Regions from separate parts of the Homo sapiens genome. Here region 2 is linked to region 1. A link is an interaction called in ENCODE POLR2A ChIA-PET data of the cell type or tissue named here. Cell type or tissue: B cell. All regions are shown on one strand.

What was found. ChIA-PET counts read pairs that join two places held together with the same protein. Peaks named below come from ENCODE experiments on the same cell type or tissue, not always from the same donor. Only the 100,000 strongest peaks of a DNase experiment are listed, where the experiment ranks them.
Region 2: POLR2A ChIA-PET joins it to region 1 with 10 read pairs; 9 of 35 experiments call an interaction of 5 or more read pairs at or near these places.

Annotation. Positions count from the first base shown.
Region 1 is chr11:67,155,921-67,158,420 of GRCh38, forward strand. The region is part of intron 2 of KDM2A (lysine demethylase 2A); the gene reads left to right. Among named protein-coding and RNA genes, the nearest start is that of KDM2A, 38 kb to the left of the region's middle. In B cell, no CTCF peak of the experiment used is centred here; no DNase peak of the experiment used is centred here.
Region 2 is chr11:67,245,477-67,247,976 of GRCh38, forward strand. KDM2A (lysine demethylase 2A) reads left to right here. Exons shown (of 21, transcript NM_012308.3): 15 at 509-640. Among named protein-coding and RNA genes, the nearest start is that of GRK2, 20 kb to the right of the region's middle. In B cell, no CTCF peak of the experiment used is centred here; no DNase peak of the experiment used is centred here; H3K27ac peaks cover 501 bases.

The DNA.
Region 1 (2,500 bases):
TTATTTTTTAAACGGCTAAAAAAAAAAAAAAAAAAAATCACAGGAAGGGCGGGGCGCAGGGCTCACGCCTGTAATCCCAGCACTTTGGGAGGCTGAGGGCAGACGGATCACCTGAAGTCAGGAGTTAGAGACCAGCCTGACCAATGTGGAGAAACCCCGTCTCTACTAAAAATACAAAATAGCTGTGCGTGGTGGCACATGCCTGTAATCTCAGCTACTTGGGAGGCTGAGGCAGAAGAATCACTTGAACCCAGGAGGTGGAGGTTGTGGTGAGCTGAGATCATGCCATTGCACTCCAGCTTGGGCAACAAAAGCAAAACTCCGTCTCAAAAAAAAAAAAAAATCACAAGGAGGATAATATTTTATAACATATGAAAGTATTGGCTGGGCGCAGTGGCTCACGCCTGTAATCCCAACACTTTGGGAGGCTGAGGCAGGTGGATCATGAGGTCAGGAGATCAAGACCATCCTGGCCAACATGGTGAAACCCTGTCTCTACTAAAAATACAAAAATTAGGCCAGGCGCGGTGGCTCTCGGCTGTAATCCCAGCACTTTGGGAGGCGAGGTGGGCGGATCACGAGGTCAGGAGATCGAGACCATCCTGGCTAACACAGTGAAACCCCGTCTCTACTAGAAAAATACAGAAAATTAGCCGGGCGTGGTGGTAGGCGCCTGTAGTCCCAGCTACTCAGGAGGCTGAGGCAGGAGAATGGCGTGAACCCGGGAGGCTGAGCTTGCAGTGAGCCGAGATGGCGCCTCTGCACTCCAGCCTGGGCAACAGAGCGAGACTCCATCTCAAAAAAAAAAAAAAAAAAAAATTAGCTGGGCATGGTGGCATGTGCCTGTAATCCCAGCTACTGAGGAGGCTGAGTCAGGAGAATCGCTTGAACCTGAGAGTCGGAGGTTGCAGTGAGCCGAGATCGCGCCACTGCACTTCATCCAGCCTGCTGACAGGGTGAGACTCTCTCAAAAAGAAAATATGAAATAGGAGCTTCAGTGCCCACAAATAAACTCGTGCTCATTCATTTAACATGTTGTGGTAGAGGCTGTATGGCCCACAAAATTTAAAATATTTACCCTCTGGCCCCTTTCATTAAAAGCTGGCTAATTGGCTGGGCACGGTGGCTCACGCCTGTAATCCCAGCACTTTGGGAGGCCGAGAAGGGCCGATCACGAGGTCAGGAGATAGAGACCATCCTGGCTAACACGGTGAAACCCCGTCTCTACTAAAAATACAAAAAATTAGCCGGGTGTGGTGGTGGGTGCCTGTAGTCCCAGCTACTCAGGAGGCTGAGGCAGGAGAATGGCATGAACCCGGGAGGCGGAGCTGGCAGTGAGCCAAAATCGCGCCACTGCACTCCATCCAGCCTGGGCGACAGAGCAAGACTCCCGTCTCAAAAAAAAAAAAAACAAAAAACACCACACAGTTGGCAAATTTTGAATAGTCTTTCGTGTGTGAGTGTGTGTGATTGACTTTTTAAGTAGTAAACTTTATTTTTTAAAAGCAAAAAAATTCCTGGTTTCTCTTATTAACATCTTGTGGCCGGGTGCAGTGGCTCACGCTTGTAATCCTAGCACTTTGGGAGGCCGAGGGGGGCGGATCACCTGAGGTCAGGGGTTCAAGACCAGCCTGGCCAACATGGTGAAACCCCGTCTCTACTAAAAATACAAAAATTAGCCAGACACAGTGGCACGCGCCTGAAATCCCAGCTACTCGGGAGGCTGAGGCACAAGGATCGCTGGAACTGGGGAGGTGGGGTTTGCAGTGAGCTGAGATGGCGCCACTGCACTCCAGCCTGGGCGACAAAAGCAAGACTCCGTCTCCAAAAAAAAAAAAAAAAAACTTGCATTAGTGTTGTACATTTGTTACAACTGATGAACCAATAATGATTCATTATTATAAGCTGGGTGTGGGTACCTGTAGTCTCAGCTACTCCAGGTGGGGCTCACTTGAGCTCAGGAATTGGAGTCTAGCCTGGGCAACATAGTGAGACCCCATCGCAAAAGAAAGAGAGAGATACATTGTTATTTAACTATAACTGTAACCTCATGTTTATAGTTTAAATTAGGTTTCCCTGTTTGTGTTGTACAGTTCTGAGTTTTGACAAATTATCCACCATTACAGTATCATATAGAATAGTTTCACTGCCTTAAAAATCTACTGTGCACCACTTATTCATCCCCTTTCCTCTCCCCCATACACCAGCAACTACGGATCTTTTTGCTGTCTGTAGTTTTGCCCTTTCTAAAATGTCGTATAGTTGGAATCATACAGCTTTTTCAGACTGGTTAGCAGTATGCATTTATGGTTCCTCCATGTCTCTTTGTGGCTACATATCTCATTTCTTTGTATTGTTGAATATTGCATTGTATGGATGTTTCATAGTTCATTTATTCATTTACCTATTGAAGGACATCTTGATTGCTTCCAGGTTTTGGCAATTATGTATAAAGCCGCTCTGAATATTTATGTGTAGGTTTTTGTGTGGACATGAGTTT
Region 2 (2,500 bases), 90 kb after region 1:
AAAGAATTTTGGGGAGGGGTGGCAGTGCCAAAGGAACTGAAATACATATAGTGTAGAGTTAAAGAGACTTCAGAGTTGGAAAGAAAAGGTTTATACTCTCTTTTTGGCTTTATTTTGTACCTTTTTTCCCCAGGTTTAGATAGAAGGTATCTAGTACTAAAAATCCGATTTAATCTTTAGGCTTTACCTAATTTTCAAACAAGAGATTAGCATTTGAAGGGCAAATCATTGCTTTCTTTCCCCTCTTCAGGTAGATTAGAAAGGACCGGGGAGGCCAAGTATAGGCCAACTGAAAATAAACTAGTCTCTGGTGCCCAGGTGGTTGAGTCCTCCTCTTCCCCAGTCATTTTTCCTACCCAAAACCTCCGTTCTCTCCACCCTGCCTCCATGCTTCCAGGTGTTTAGTAGAGAATTATAGGACCCAAATCTCCCATCTTCAGTTTAAGGGAAACTGAAATGATAAAGATCTGAGTCAGTTCTCTTGGATTCTATCTTTGTCCTCTTGTAGCCCAGACTGCCTCACTCAGTCACATGTTCCCTCTGTGGAGAGGTGGATCAGAATGAAGAGACACAAGACTTTGAGAAGAAACTCATGGAATGCTGTATCTGCAATGAGATTGTTCATCCTGGCTGCCTCCAGGTGAGGAGAGCTATGAGGGGTTCCTGAAGTCTCAGCTAATGGAGTGAGTGACACAACAGAATGGGACACTTGTGATGGGAGTGCCAGCATCCCTACTGTAGGCCATCAGCTCTGTGGTCACATAATGCAGTGGTCTAACATCAGCCCTTGATTCATATATGTACAATGTGTCAGGCACTGCGTTAGACCCTGAGGATAGAACAGTACACAAAATAGACCCAGTTCCTGTCCTCATGGAGCTTAGAATCTGGACTCTGGATTGGGTATGTAGAGTTCCCAGGCCATAATGGAACTGCATGGTGTGTTTTGGGATGCCTCAAGCCTTTAGGCATCTCTGATACATACTTCAGTGTACCTCTGGATATTAGTTCCTAAGGGAGAGTGAGGATAATAATATCAGATAACATTTAATGAGTGCTGAGTCTGTATCAGACTCAGTGCAGAGCTAAATAGCTTTAAAAAAAAAAAGTAATAAAAAGTAATAAATTCAGATCTCAGCCTCAGAGATTGAGTCCAGCATGGGCCTTGTGTTCCAAAAGCTCCCCTACTGATCCGAATTGTGCAGCCTTTGTGGAGAACCACTGTTTCCTTGGCCTTCTTAGAAAGTATCAGCTAAAATCATGACTGTCGCCTGACAGTGATAATAAGACACTGTCATTCATGAGAAGCAGCCCAATTTCAGAAAGGTTAAAATGTGAAAAGTATACCTTTTATAGATTTTTGGTTTTTTTGAATACTATATAGTAGCAAATCTATAACAGAAACAATAGTAGGTCAGTATTTGGAGGCATTAAGCATATGTTGAATGAAGAACCGGGTTTTTGTTTTGTTTTGTTTTTGAGACATAGCCTTGTGTTGTTGCCCAGGCTAGAGTGCAGTGGCACGATTATACATTTATTCATTTAATGTTATAAATTATTTTATATATATATATATATATATATATATATATATATTTTTTTTTTTTTTTTTTTTTTTTTTTTTTTTTTGGAGACAGAGTCTTGCTCCTTTTGCCTAGGCTAGAGTGCAGTGGCGTGACCTCGTCTCACTGCAACCTTTGTCTCTGGTGTTCAAGTGATTCTCCTGCCTCAGCTTCCCTAGTAGTTGGGATTACAAGCACGTGCCACTGCGCCCAGCTAATTTTTGTGTTTTTAGTAGAGATGGGGTGTCACCGTGTTGGCCAGGCCGGTCTCGAACTCCTAACCTCAAGTGATTCACCCGCCTTGGCCTCCAAAAGTGCTGGGATTATAGGTGTGAGCTACCGCACCCAGCCTGATTCTTAGGATATTTTAACAGCATTACAATCTTTTTTTTTTTTTTTTTTTTTTTAAGACATGGTCTCCCTCTGTTGCCCAGGCTGGAGTATAGTGGTGAGATTTTGGCTCACTGCAGCCTCCATCTTCTGGGTTCAAGCAATTCTTCTGCCTCAGCCTCCTGAGTAGCTGGGATTACAGGCATGCACCACCATGCCCAGCTAGTTTTGTGTTAAGTAGAGTTGGGGTTTCACCATGTTGGCCAGGTTGGTCTTGAACTCCTGGCATCAAGTGATTTCCCCACCTTGGCCTCCCAAAGTGCTGGGATTACAGGCGTGAGCCACCATGCCCGGCCAACTTTACAATCTTAAAAGTTTGTTTGATTAATTATAACTTGGTGAAGATGTAAATGGTGCATATTACATCTATTAACATATCTCAAACCCAAAGAATTGGTGAAATAGGGTATTAATTCCATGATGATGATAATGGCTAATACAAAGGGTTTTCTGTATGCCATACCTTTGTTAAATTCTTTACACAATGAATAATCTTCACCACAACCCTATAAGGTGGGTTTTGTTGTATCTCTGGCAATTATATTGTT